3 separate regions of the Mus musculus genome follow, and regions 2 and 3 are each linked to region 1. Evidence: chromatin loops called from intact Hi-C (ENCODE). Cell type or tissue: left cerebral cortex. All regions are shown on one strand.

Region 1 (5,000 bases):
AGAGGTATATTTAAATAGAGGATCAAAGAATTAAAATGTAGATTGTCAGATGGGATTCAAAGCCCTTAAACAAATATTCTAAGAATTCCTACCATGGAAAGGCCTGGGAGTTAGAGAAGGAAATGAGACTGTGTCTCAGAAGGCTGGTGGAGCCTGACAATGTCTGCCGAAGGAAGGCAACTCAGGAGGGCCTCAAGAGGACATTTACTGACAGATGGGATAGGATGCAGCATCCTACAGGAAAGCAGGGTACTTGTGGGCTTGGAAACACCTAATTCTATGGATTGAAAGCATATTCTAAACATTAATTAATATGAGGGAAATTAAAAAAATATCAAATGGGATTCTCTAGCACACACTTAGTATTCAATAGAATGGAGAAATTTAAAAATCTGACAAGGAAAATATAAATAATAAGTATGATCTCGTTGGCATATAAGAAACATCATATTGAACTGACCATGTATTGGACATGAAACCTGCGTTATATCCAAGTGTGAGGCTCACCAGTCCTTATCTGAATGTAATAAAATAAACCTGGATAAAAGAGCAGGTAAACAGAAAATCTCTAGATGTTAGTAGATTGGGTGTATTTTAAGGAACTTGTGAAGTAATAAATAAAAGGAAGTGGGAAAGAGAAGCTATTTTAGATAGAATATGATTAAACATGACATTAGTTTTGTGGGCCATAGATGCAGTGGTAAGCACACCGTGTATGGACAGGTGTGTACCCCAGTGTACAGTTTTCTTGACAAAACCATGTTGCATTGAAGACAGGAAAGAGGGGAAAGGAAGGTTCAGGTCATCAAGGGAGCATTGGTGATTTTTCCTCCCCAGCAGCAGCACTACTCCTTCCTCCGCTCTGAATGGTAGCCCTCGGGACACATCTTCCAGAACAGGTCTAGCTTTGCCTCTCTGTACCCTTTCTTTGAATTCAAGGTGTCTTCAGATGAGTTCTTGTGAACCACCATAAGAACCAAGACAAATAGCAATAGCCTGTGTTGTTTTGGGAGGCCCTGGGGCCACCCTAGCCCAAACCTCTGACTCTTCCTAGTTGCCAATATGACTATATCTGGAATAAAGTACAATCTAGAAATGGAGGGCACACCTGTGACCCAGGTATTGAGGCAGGAGGACACAAGCTTCTGACCTGCATCTAGGCTGTAAGACACAGGATTTTGATCCAGTTCTTGATGCTGGAAGACACACACCTTTAATCCAGATCATGGGGTACACCTTTAATCTGAGCCATACCTTCTGCTGGAGGTCTACATAAGGATAATGGAAGGAGGAAGGGTTCGTTCTTCTTTGCCTGCTTGCACTTTTTCAGCACATTAAGTGGAGTTTGCTTCTTCAGGGCTCCAGCTAATGCAGAAGACTAGCTGAAATACCCAGACCATGGGACTGAGAAACTACTAGATTCTTAGACTTTCCATTCACATCTGACATATATATATATATGGAGAGAGAAAGAGAGAGAGACAGAGAGAGAGGGAGTCAGAGAGGAGAGAGACAGAGAGACAGAGAGAGAGACACAGAGAGAGAGAGAGAGACAGAGAGAGACACACAGAGAGAAAGAGAGAGAGAGAGAGAGAGAGAGAGAGAGAGAACCCTGACCGATACAGGGAGGTATGCTGTGCCAGGCACTTGGATCTTTATTTAATATTCCTAATGTTTTTTGAAAAACCAGCAAACGTTTCCAGACCTATTTCAGCATAGAGTTAACATTAATACACATTTTTAAATTAAGACCAAGAGCATGACTAGCTAACCATCATATGTTGCCTAGTTAATACAAGCACAGGATGCACTATCTAAGTTAGAGATGAAAAGTATCAGAGACTTGGATTAACTACAGTTGTTAAGCTTAGAAACTAGGATTGAATTTTATGTGTATATTTGAATAGTTAATAAGCAAATAAATAGTGTACAAAACATTTGGTCAGTGGAGACATTTTTAAAATTCTGAAAAACTCAAGAAAGACTTAGTAAGAGCAAGTGGCAAGAGACTCAAATTCAACATATTAATTCCAAAATTGAATACAATTTGATTTTACTATTCTATTTATGTGTGGAAATATTGAAGAGATGCCTGATCTATTATCATCTGCAATGTCTCATTTAAGAAGGTACCAGCCACCTGCCATGTTCTTTTTTTTTTTAATTCCTTGGCTCATATTTCAAAGTTATGTGGAAGGATGTAGGGCCAAGAATAACCAAGATACTTCTGGAAGTGTAATATGCAAGAGACTGGATTGATCCAGTGTTGCCCTGGGGAATTCAGTAGCACAATTTAGAGGTGGCACTGAGTGTTGCCCTGGGGAATTCAGTAGCACAATTTAGAGGTGGCACTGAAGTAATGATAAGTAAACCTGAAGTGGTAGCAAGGGAAAATATCAGAGAGAGAGCCACCCACCCATCACTAAATTTCCTGCCTACTGTTTTATTTTTTGTCTCTTGCTCATGGCTTCACTTTTAAAATACTTCCAATGGTCTACAAAAATGCATGGATAATATAACCATATTTCTGTAGAAGTTAAAAAAGATGTTCCTTTTAAGTAAGTGAGAATTTAAAAGAAAGTAATTTATAAAAAAATGCTTTTTAATGCATAAAGAAATGAGGGCACATATATTCAAACAAACAGCAAACTCTATTATAATAAATTATGATTAGTTATGTGCTTGCCACCAATTATATTTATAAGTGAACGAACTTTAATTGCAGTCCACATGCTTTTTCAGGACTGACAGTTTGAAGCTGATGAATAAGGATGGTTGTGCCTATTAACGACACAAACTTATTAAAGTTACAAATGCCAACTGATTCAGGGTCTGTGGTTGCTAAGCCGGGTTTGACATGTACCATGAGGGGTGTGGCTGCTGGTATAATTTTCTGAAGTTATGAATGGCTTTTGGTAAACGAATCAAGCAGAGTGAATGCTTCCTAAAACCTTTGCTAATTATATTTCTGGCTAAGCCCACTATGTGAAATTCACCTAAAATGTTTTTAGACCAATGACCATTTGAGAACACTGGCTAATTTGTGCCGTGCTTCAAATGGCCACCTTGGTCTCATAGCTTTCTGCTTACTGGTAAAGCACAGAAACAATCCCTTGTGTGTCCTACCACCCTCAAAGAACATTCTCTGAGATTCTTTCCCTAAACTTTAAAAGATAATCCCTTCTAGAGGGTTCAGGCGTGTACCTGCAAGACAAACACATTGGAAGCCTGAGTGGTGGGGCTGTCATTTAGCTGTGACTTTTATTATAATAGATGGTTTGACATTTAACCTAAGCCTTGATGTGGCATAGATTCTTGGCCCCCTCCCATTTCTTGGGTTCCATTCAGCTAAGGAATCAGAGTGGTCCAGGTGGTCTTATAGTCGTCACTTGGCTCTGTCCCGTAGCCCCATGGGTAGCAGTGGCTTCTGTTTTGCCTGTGTTTCTGGGAGCAGCCTGCCCGCCTCTCAGATATGCTCCCAGCAAGAGCCTCTGTGATATATTAAGGATCCTTGTTCACCAACTGAAAGCAACCATCTGTTACGAATGCTGACACATTTGTTCTGATAGAAGCTTTGGGAAGAAATATAACAGCTATGGCGTGGGAGTGAGGACCCAGAAGCTAGCAGAGCAGGGACCCCAGGAAGACACCAAGGACATCTGCAGGAACCCAGCAAGAGCAGAACACTGATAAATGTTGCTGGAAGTCTCAGCTGAAACACTAAGCACGAGCACCTGCCTGACTTGGGTCCTGGGCCATCCAGGGCTCACATGGACATGCTTTGGCAGGCATGGCTCTCCCTCTTGAAGTAAACAGTTCTGATAGGAAGGGGGACGCTGGCTTGGGATTAGTCAGCTTAGTGTGAGACTGCTTAGTGTCAAACTTTGTGTTTTATCTCCAGAGGTGCATAAGCCAGGTGCTATGGAACATGCTTAGATCCATGAGACTCCATCTTAAGAACACAGAAGAAAGCCAAATTATGTCACTGGAAACTTGCCATCTTTTAGGGCATAAGATGGAACTTATTTTCCCCAAAGCTTGATATGGCTGATGGGAAGTTACTGATCAGGGAAGTCAGGACAGCTTTTGTGGCAATGAACCCTCAATCCGGCACAGAAAAGGGTATGGTGGGCAGAAACAGCTGTCTCCCATACCCACCCAAAAATCTCTGCCCCTTGAATCTATTGTATTGAAAAAGGCAGTGGAGGCTGCAAATAGAACTGGCATCTTAATAGACTCATCCTGGACAAGAAGATGCCCTCTCTGTATGGACCGTTGTAACGGCGAAGGTCCTTATGTGGAAAGGGTTGAGAGAGAACCTCAGTTTTCCACTGACGGTGCTTGAAGGTGGAAAGAGGCCCCAAACACACCATGCTAAAGCCTCTCAAAGCTGGACAAGGCAAGGGAGAGTTGATGCCCAAGTCTCCTGAGGGGTAAGTGGTCCTGTAGAGACCCCAATTTTATATCTGTTTCCTCCAACTGATGGTAATGCCCTCTTGCTTCAAGCCAATGAGATGTGGGATGCCCCTGACAGCCCTAGCTTTCTTCGTGATACACAGCAGTAAGTTATGTAGCTGAGGAGTAGTGATGGATCAGGAGAGACTGTAGGAGTCTGTCTTCATCACATGGTGAATTCTATCTGTGTCTGTGGTCGTAACAACTGGGGCATGTAAGTCCTAGGCTCTGCTAAGAATATGTTGTGAACGGTGTCTAGGTAAGGTGACTTTTGCCTAAGGTCTGATAATTTTTATGTCAGACCCCAAATTTTGTATAGGTCAAAGGAATGGCATTATTGAGAGGGGGGAGTTTTGAAGAATAATGATTTACAGGCACACAGGATTAATTACATGGGAAAACAAGCAAACTTGGAGTCAGATGCATCTTAGGAAAAAAATCATGACCAAGCCACATGACCAACATCTCCCTTCCCCCCCCCCCCCCACACACACACATACACACTAGTAAGTGAGGCTTATGGAATCTATGCATTCATGGAGCAA
Region 2 (5,000 bases), 66 kb after region 1:
TCAAATTCCAAAGGAAGCCATGAGAGCAGGATGAGAATGAAATCCAAGCAAAACAAAATGTACAGGACAAAGATAGTTCTCAAAACTCAGCAGGGAGCACATAGTTGAAAGTTGTACCTGGGGTGAAAAATTAACTCTACGAGCCCAAAAGGGACATTGAATTGGTAAAAATGTGATGCCAATTATATTCCACAGAGGACACTTGGGAAACTGCTCAAAATACAACTGAAAATGAGAAGGTGGCAGAACAGTGTAATTTATTACACAAGGGCAATAAAGAAGAATGAGGGGATAATATGACATGTAGAATACAAATGGCAGGGTTGGTGATCACATGACCCTGTGGGTGTGTCATGTAATGGTCACATGACCCGGTGGGTGTGTCACTTCATGATCACATGACCCTGTGGGTGTGTCACTTCATACACTAGGCAGGGGTTGTCAGAATGGATTTTAAAAACTCCTTTGGATATTTGCTGTCTACCCAATGCTTTAATGACAGAAAAAGGTCAAAAGACATCATTGAAAAGATGTATCTCAAAATCAAACCCAAGAGGAACCAGAGTGGTAGTGGTGGTGTAGTGGTGGTGTAATAGCCTTGGTGTGTATACTCTGGGTTTGGAGAGATTTATAAAGACACAGCCACTCCAGTAGTTTTAAACAGAATGGTTTCATTGGCCTAAAACTCCACTTCATTCTGTGTAGCCATTCCTACATTTGACATGCCCCGAGAAAACTGGATCCTTGTCACTGCCCGGATAGTTTTGTCTTCCAGAATGCCACATCATTAGAACCACTGCACGAACCTGTTAGGAAATAACTACTACAAGGTGTTTTAAAAGGTACAATTTGTCATGAAATATAATTTAAATGTAATGGCTAGTGAGAGATTAATAAAGAACTGGGATATATCACAGGAAGCAGCACAGTCAATAACCCTTGATTTTTGGGGGGAGATTGCTAGCTATGAGGTTTGAAAGACATTTCCATGCCCAGTAAGGGGGGAACTGCAGGTGGAGTAGAGACCCATGCTCTCAGTTCTGAGAGCCCTGCTGATTTCCTGTGGGAGGGAGATTGAGCTCTAACCTGTTAGTGCAAGATTGTGTGTGTGTGCATGATGGGGTGGGCGTGGGCTGTGCTCCCATGAATGTGCATGCAGAGGCCAGAGGAGAACATTGGTGTCCTCTCTCTTGCTCTCTGCTTTATTGCCTTGAGGCAGGGTCTGTCACCAAAGCAGAAGCTCACTGTTTTGGCTAGGCTGTGCGGCCAGAGGCCTCACAATGTTTATCATCCATCTCTCCCCCCCCCCACCCCCCATGCAATGCTGGGTTAGAGGCCTATGTGGCCATACCCAGCATTTTACCTGATGCCGGGAATTTGTTCTCAGGTCCTCATGCTTGTGCAGCAAGGGCTCTCGCTCACTAAGCCATCCGCCAGCCCCAGAGGTGGCCCGTGTAAAAAGTTAGAGCGTGCAATGAATTCTTTGAAGCAAAGATAGAAAAAGAAAACTTTAAATGAAATATTATTGTTACTATCATTGTGTGTTTTAATACATGGAGTCAGGGGACCCACTGTCCCCAAGGGGTTCAGCAATGACTATGCCTCTGGCCACAGTTATGCATTATCTCTAAGGCCATTTTTATTTTAAAGACACGTAGGAAATTCCTAAGTTCACACTGCCCTCAACCTATACACAGTATTTGTAATCTCTGGGCTCTACATGAACAAATCTTTTCATCTTGAAGACTCGTGTTCTCTACCCGCACTAGACTTCTTTCAATCTGGTACTTTATTCCCATGACTTTTTGTGGCTGCTAGTCACAATGGAAACTATTTAACCACATCAATAACCATGCAGAATGTCAGTCTTACAAGGAGATCCCAGACCATTACCCTCCTGTTGTCTAGATTCCTCTTAGTAGTCTTGTTTCTCCACATCTCCCTCAGCTCCTCTGTGTAAAGACTAGAGCTCATAGTTTGGAAGGATCGAGGTTTTCTGAAAGTTGTTGGTTATGTCCTAAGACATCCAGGAAATACAATTTGTGTTTTCCGACAGTGTATGTTCTCAACAGAAACATTCCTGATGGGCCATTACTAGAACTGTCTGAACACATTCTTGTTTATTTGTTCATACACTATATGTTAAATGTCTACAATCCACAGTGTTGTGTGCTTCGGTCAAACTATAAAGGCAACGGAGTCTAAAATATAGTTCATGTCACCAATGATAATTAGTTGAAAAGACAGACCACAGTCATAGCAGGGATTTGTTCATATATTCAATTCTAATATTTGAGCTACTACCCATAAAAAAGAACTTTAGCCATTGAAGTGTCTCATGTTGGTCTTATAGCTAAGTAAGAGTCTTTAACTTCTAATTGGATGTAATGAACATGACTTGTAGAATTGTACAACTGCCAAATATCAGAGTAGGGACCGCAATTCCATGTGACTAGGGCAGTGGTTTGAGTAACTAGAGGCCATGTGTATGTGCAGAGGCCAGGATGGGGCTGAGTTTGGTTGGAGTAGCCAAGCAGCTACATCCCCGTGTGTCAGGGAGCAATGAAGCCTTGTAACATAGGCTTGTCCTGAATCCGAATGTGGGGGTTGGGGAGGGATAGGCGATGAGGAATACCAGAAAACTGAGCTGTCAGTTATTCCTGAGTGTGATGATTGGTATTTGCCATCTGATGATCCCCTCCTCCTCAGAGGCTCTCCTAAACAAGGCAGAGGTCTGGGTTGATTGTGTAGTGGGTACACAGTTGGCTTACAGAATGTGATATGTGCATGAGGAAGTGGGAATGGGCAATCATGGATGGATCTCTCCAAATGTTGTCAGCCATCATCATTTCTAATCAGTGAAAGGCTTCTTTCACTGGAGTCTTTGGCCAAGAGTGGCTGGGCTCAGGGTGATTTACATATACCATGATACATATTTTATAAAACTGTAAGTAATTTTAATCCCAAATGTTGGACGGCTGTGATTTCCCACAAAGCTATAGAAATTTGGCTCAGCTCTCTGCAGGCACTGAGCTTCGAGGACACAGCTGGGCTTTCATGTTGGCCGGGTGCATTTTGCTCCCATAATTTGGAAAAACATTAGCAGCCCACTCTCAAACATTGGCCTGTTTTCTTGTCTCACACAATGGGAGCCTTCACATCTCTTCCAAAAGGCTTCTTCACAATCCCACACCCCCTTTTTTTTTTTTTTTTTTTTTGGAGGCTTCCTACAGAAAGTCACTCAGAGCCAAGGAGGCTTCCAGTGTGTCTGGGTTCCTGCTGAGAAGCAGCCATTGAAGGAAAACAGGACAGCAGCCCACTCTGTGTGTGAGATTTCAACGTTAACAACTGGCTCATCTCATTCGGAGGGAGGACAGTACAGTCAGGCTAGACTCAGGGTGGAAACACTGGCTGCTGCTTCTGTACCAGCCTGAGTGGCCCCTAGGCTCTACCTGCACATTTCGAACCTGAGATTATGAGTCATAGAGAAATATGCTTCTCGTGTTTATACTTTAAAAATCTGGCGAGTTGAAATGAAATATCACAGTTAAAACTCCAGGAGCTTTAAAATTGCTCAGAGGAGTGCATTTAAATGAACTTGGCAATGAAACATGAACTATTTAGTTCCCTGCTGCAGCAGAGCAAGCTCTCCTTTTATTGTTCAGATGTGTGTGTGGGGTCACCCTGTGAGAAGTCACTCCTGTGAATAGCTAGGCCCCTCAGATTTGCTGTTTGCTTTAATATTTTCTGATAATTATGTAATTAGTTCATCATGCTCCACGTTTCTCCACTAGCTACCCAGTATGTTTACCATGGGGACCTTCTGAAGTTCTGTGCGTAGAATTATTAAGAGAGGGACCATTTGCTGCCTCTCCCACAGAGTCTTTCGGAACTCAGGGGCACTTTTTTTTTCTCAACCACAGATGATGGTACCCTGAGGCCATTGCTGATTTCCCTCCCCTTCCCCCCTCCTCCTCCCCTCCCCCTCCCCCTCCCCCTTCCCCTTCCTCTTCCCTTCCTTTCTCCTTCCCTTCCCCTCCCCTTCTTTTGTCTCTCCTCTCTACCCCCCTCCATTATAGCACTGAACTCTCTACAATTTAATTTCAATTTAATTTTTGATCAGTCCTCATAATCTTGACTCCGATGTAGCACTTTCACATAACTTCATTCCCACTGCTATCTCAGGAGTGAGGAGGAGGTAGACACCCTTCCTCCGACTGACAGAAGGATGCTAAGACACATGCAGCAAACAACATAAAATGCAATTATAGGTTGAAGGTGACCCTAGCTAAGACATCTAGCAGTGGGGGAACCTGAACTGGCCATCTCTTCTTACTGGGTTGCTTAGTCCAGCCTTAATAGAAGAGGACATAACTAGTCTTACTGCAACTTGTTACACCCTCATGGTTGGTTCATATCCCTAGGGATCATACTCATCTCTGAAGGGAAACTGGAAGAGGAGTGGATGAGGAGGCGGAGAGAGGAACTTGGAAGAAAAAAAAATAAAAAGAAAAAAAAAGTGCAATTATAAAAAAATCTGTCAAGGAATTTGTGGAGACACTCCCAGTAGCATCTTAGAATTCCCCCTGATTTCAGGAAGGCAGATGAGAGAAACACTGAGTGGAAGGAGCAAGCCTGAAAAGGGGATTAGATTAATTAATTGAAACAAGAATTTGGCAGCAATCAAAACTATTCTAAAATCATGACATGTGCCCTGCAAAAAGCAAGTTGACCATGACTTAAGGTATTCAATTTATTATCATTTACTTGGTTCATTTTGGGGAAAATGAGGGCATTAGCTATATTATTACCCAAAATTGCCTACAAATTGCATTCTAGCACTTAACCCATGCTTCTGAACTTTATTCCTTGCCCACTTTTTAAAATTACTGACTCAGACTCCATCCTCTCTGGTATTATAGTAGCTGTGTAAGAATGATGAAAATGATTTGAAATTGTCACTACTAATGGCAGGACGACTTTTGTGGATAGCCTAGTGA
Region 3 (5,000 bases), 58 kb after region 1:
GAAATCGGAAAGAATCTTTGTTTGCAATTGACAAAGCATAGATCTCAGCCTGGTGCTAGAGAGGTTGTATCAGGCTCTGGGGCACAGGCAGGATGATGGCTGAAATAGTCTGGAAGCTCGAAAGTGCTTATTAGAGGACCTGGAACCTGTACTTTGAAAGCCTGGCTGTTTTCATGTTTCCTGTATTTTCTTTGCCATTTCTCCTTTCTTGTCTCTCTCTCTGAGTGTGTTAAGGAGCGCTTAGAAAATTCTAACCTGTCTCAGCTAACAAAGCAAACTGTTAATGAAGGAAGGACCTGTCTAGATAGGAGCTTTTTGTTTTAGGCAATGTAGTTTTGGTATTTTATTCTTGGAAAATAATTTGAGTTTTCCACACTACAAATTATTACATCCTTTGCAAGCAAGGAAAACTAGCCAAAAAAAAAAAAAGTCAAACATAACAGGTATAACTTCCCATTCCAAGAGATTCTTTGTTAACATAGTAACATTCTTTAAAGGCCTTGTATAGCTGGCTGTACAGGTTTGTGAAGTAGACAAACTGTTAGTCTAGACTTGGTTTGCTTCCACATTTTGGAAACCATTTTATCCTACATATTTATTAACATTCATTTGCATGGATGTAGAGGACTGAAGTTTAATAAGATTGCTGTACATTTTGCTAACCCATCCTCATCCTTACTGTTTGGTTTCAAACCCAGGACAATGGACTGGGATGCATATTTTGCATATCAGAGCAGACATGGCTTCCGGGTTCTCCCAGCATCACTCAGTCCCTACCTGGCATACCCTGCTCCCCAGCCCTGAAATGTCCAACCTAGAGGCTGGGCTGCCCTTCCCCCAGAGGCTCTTCCCTATATAATCCAGCCATTTTAGTTTTTCCCTATCTGCCCTCTCGCTGCACAAGGGCTGGGGCTCACTCTTTGTCTCTTCCCCCACCCCCTCCCCTCTCTCTCCCTTCCCACAGTGACTTCCCTGGCCTCTTTCCTTAGGGCCAGTGAACTCACCAGCCCAGAGCAGTTTCCCAAGAAACCTGCATTTAATATACTCGAATCTGGCTTGAATTGGCTCATTTCATCGGTGGAGAAATAACTTATCACTCACTTCTAGCTTTGCATGGGCTGATGTGTGGACATGGATTCATTTACACACACAACTCTTCCATATCATGCACTTATTACAACTTTCCCCTGAGCATCCTGAGAGTCTCATTATTGCGATGTCTAAGGAAACATCTCTTTTCAACTTATTTTTGTCACTATATTTTGAATATTCCCATTTCTCTGTCTACAGTGGCACACAGAGATGTCTCATTATCTGCCTTGTTTAGGCAGTGATTAACACATCATTAACATAGGAAGAGTTGGGAAAATTGCTAAAGACTGTTGAAAAGTGTAGTAACTGTTAATAGTCACCAACTGTTCATAAGGCACTTAGCTTAATTTGTTAGGAACCATAGTGTTTGGAGCATCACCAATTTGGATGACATTTTGCCAGCAGTAATGGCCCTTTTGCTCTTAGGCTTGTGACTGGTGTCCACCCGGGGTCAGGAAGGATTTTTCCCCATGCTAAGGCTTTATGGTTGGGGGCATCATAGGGGTCTTTTGCTTTCTTCCATAACATCTGGCACCAGCTACTGCTATGCACAGATCTCCTAACTCAATGGGCCATTCCTTTTCCTGCAGAAAGCTTTGTCAATTTTAAAAGAGCACTCAGGGGTGTCTATAATTGAGGCCATGTGTTATCAATTAGAGAGGAGAGAGAAATTAGTTTTTTCTTAGCTCATTCCCAGCTCCCATGAGGAGACTTTTGTCCTAAAATAAACGTAGCACGATCTGAGGCTGTCAGGTCAAGGGCCTCCGCTGACCTTTGGTGACCTTGCCAGATTCCCATGAAGTTACCCTTGTGTCCCCGGAATGGGTAGGCCAAAGATTTCCTGCACCTAAGTGTCACCCAGACACACAGCACCTACCTCTTCCAGAGGCACAGCAAGCAGCTGCTGCTTTGTATAATTTTAGGAGTGCTAAGCAGTTTCCTCTGGCCCTAAATAATTCCTCCTTCCTAACTTTAGCAGCTCATTTCCAATGTGAAATTACTTTCCAATTTCAAGAATCCTTTGCTGCCGTGTCCAGAGAGTAACATCTTGGGAAAACTCACTTTTGGTCTGATGAGGACTATTTATACTGAATAAGCCCAGTCCTGGAGATTTCTAGTGCATAGCACCTGGGTGCGTGTTGAAGGGTAAAAGGGAATTAAAAGGATGCATGGGATCTCACTGCATGGGGGCAGGGAAGATGGAGCGGGAAACCAATGAAGGGCACGGTACCCTTCTGCTGTAAGAATTGGCAGCCGAGTAGAGAACTTAGGGCTCAGTAGGCTCTGGGATCCACAATCAGTTTCTTCTACAGAGCAGCATGGCCCATTGCCCACTGTGTTTCTGTGAAAATCTGCTCCTGATACCACCCCTCTCCTCTTACCGTCTCCCAGAAGCACTGTCAGTCCTTCCATATGCCCTGTGGCTCCATCTCCATTGTCCCACTTTACACTGGCCCAGATGGACTCGCCCCCACTTTTCAGTTCCAGCATTCTGCTGTTTTTAGAGAACGGAACTCTGTTTTCCTAAATGCACGTAATAGTACCCAACACACAGTGTGAGCACGGTAAAACACTTCTGGAAAGGAGGCCTTTATAAATGTGCTGTTTTGCTATTTAAAATATTGTTTTGATGCACTGCTAGTGTTTCAATAGTTAACTTAGGTATGTAGACAGTATATGACATGTTGACTGATAAGAAATCAGAAGCCCCTGGGCACACCACAGTAATCCCTGGACTGTGTAGATGGCTGTGTGAAGACCTCATGAACTAACATAATGGTTTACATTGAATGAGCCTGTCTGATCTTGCTCTTCTAGAGGACTGTGCCACAAGGGACTGGGCCTGTTACAAATACCCACAGAATACCTGGTTGGAACAGTATGTTTCTAACTGTGAAGTTACAACATTGAATGGCACAAGCACAGCCTTCCTGAAGCTTCTATTCCAATAGGAAGAAAACGTAGGAAATTAAATATATTCTGCCAGATAGCACTGAAGAATATGAAGAGGCCTAAGCAAAGAGAGTCCTGGGATAGGACATTCCATCAGGGTTCAGCTCTTCAGTGGAGCTTTGGAAGTAATTTCATCCTACAGGTTGCATAGAATGGAAGATGCCACAGACTGTGGCTTCAGAAGGCAGTGCATTCTTCACATACCAACAAGGTGAGCATACTCAAACTAGTGCACCCACCTTCCTCTTCAGAAAAAGGCACTCCATGGAAAGGAACCCCTGACACTCTGTAATGCCTGCCTCTTGTGGAGTGAAGGCTTAGCATCATCGGTTACTACCTATAACATTATGGTTGTAATAGAATCTCAGACTTTAAAGAGCAACAAGAAGGCAGGAGTAACAGATGCAGGGAGCGACAAGATACACTGACTTGGAAAGGATAGGCCCAAGAGAGCATGCTGCTTCAGGGAAGGGAGGTCATGGTAGAGGAGTTACATTTACCTTTTCTGGAGAGACAGGAACAAATACTGATTTGCTCCAGATTGGGTGCAAATCAATGACTAACCAACATAAGAAACCCAGCCCTGTTGGTTAGAATAGAAATGCCATCCATAGGCTCAGACATTTGAAACTCTGTCCCTAGTTGGTGGTGCTCTTCAGAAGGTTTAGAAGGTGTGGCTTTACTGGTGGAAGTCCGACTCTGAGGGTGGGCTTTAATAATATGTAGCTTTGTCCCACTTCCTGTTGACCTCTGTTGTGGGTTGTGATGTGATCTCTCAGCTTCCTGCTCCTGCTGCCGCGCCTTCTTGCTGCTGTGGCTTCCTGCCATGATGAACTCTTATCACCCTAAAACCCCTAGGTTCTTATGCTGGTTGGTTTTGCCATCTTGACACAAACTCAGACATGGGAAAAATGGAATCTTAATGGAGAAAATGCTACCATATAGTCAGCCATAGTCAACTCTGTGGACTGTTTGATTTCTGATAGATGTTGATAACGCCCAGCTCACTGGCGATAGTGCCACCCCAGGTCAAGTAGTCCTAGATTATATTAGAACATAGACTGAGCAAGCCACTGGGAGCAAACCAGTAAGCAGTGTTCACTTTGGCCTCGGCTTTGGTTCCTGCTTTCAGGTTCCTGCTTTCGTCCCTGCCCTGGCTGCTTTAGATGATGAACCATCATGTGGAAGTGTAAGGTCAATAAACTCTTCCCTCCTCAAGTTGCTTTTTGTCATGGGCTACAGGTCTAGCCTGGTGAACCATTGAGTATAATTGGGATTACTCAGAGGACCACTGGCTGATAAAGGGTTATCTAGACATAGGAAAGGGGCAGCCTGCAGGTTGTTACTCCACTGTAGAAAAGCCTTCTTTCCTTCAACAATAATTAGGCACTTGACATATCCTCACAGAGTGACAGGGTCTTGTGAACTACCTCATGAGCTACTCCAGAGAACCTTAGGTAGTACCTTCTGCATCTTGAGAGCCACAAGGGAGTGCTAAGGGCTCAGCTTTGTACTATCTCCTATAAATGATAACAGATGAGTAGTGGTGGCATGCTATGCCTATAAGACAGCTCTCACATCAAGGTTAAGGCCATTTGCCTTACAGCAGTGAGGAATAAAGAGAGAAAAGCCAGACAGTCCTGAGATGCCAACATGTCCTTCAAGGATGTCCTCCCAGTGACCTTGACATCTTCCACTAGACTCCACCCTTTAATGTCCTACCATTTCCTAATAGTGTCACAGGCTGGGGACCAAGGCTTAAACATATGGGCTTTGGGGACATTTAATGTCCGAATTATACCAGATCTCTTATCTTTAGTTATCATTTTTAAAATTTATTTGAGGAATTCAACATGTGCACAATGTATTTTGCTCAAGTCCACACCATTCCCTCCATTTTTATTCATCTGCTCATATTCTCTCCCAACTTCCTGTGTTTTTGTTTTTCCTCACTA

What was found. A loop is a pair of places that touch in the nucleus more often than their neighbours do. Peaks named below come from ENCODE experiments on the same cell type or tissue, not always from the same donor. Only the 100,000 strongest peaks of a DNase experiment are listed, where the experiment ranks them.
Region 2: it touches region 1 in a loop (4-fold over the local background); 3 of 42 quality-filtered maps call a loop at or near these places.
Region 3: it touches region 1 in a loop (3-fold over the local background); 3 of 42 quality-filtered maps call a loop at or near these places.

The regions. Positions count from the first base shown.
Region 1 is chr17:9,231,796-9,236,795 of GRCm38, forward strand. No RefSeq gene overlaps it. Among named protein-coding and RNA genes, the nearest start is that of 6530411M01Rik, 66 kb to the left of the region's middle. In left cerebral cortex, no CTCF peak of the experiment used is centred here; DNase peaks (open chromatin) are centred at 2,290 and 3,576; H3K27ac peaks cover 978 bases.
Region 2 is chr17:9,298,073-9,303,072 of GRCm38, forward strand. No RefSeq gene overlaps it. Among named protein-coding and RNA genes, the nearest start is that of 6530411M01Rik, 130 kb to the left of the region's middle. In left cerebral cortex, no CTCF peak of the experiment used is centred here; DNase peaks (open chromatin) are centred at 3,123, 3,261, 4,235 and 4,422.
Region 3 is chr17:9,289,991-9,294,990 of GRCm38, forward strand. No RefSeq gene overlaps it. Among named protein-coding and RNA genes, the nearest start is that of 6530411M01Rik, 120 kb to the left of the region's middle. In left cerebral cortex, no CTCF peak of the experiment used is centred here; DNase peaks (open chromatin) are centred at 2,149 and 2,548; H3K27ac peaks cover 322 bases.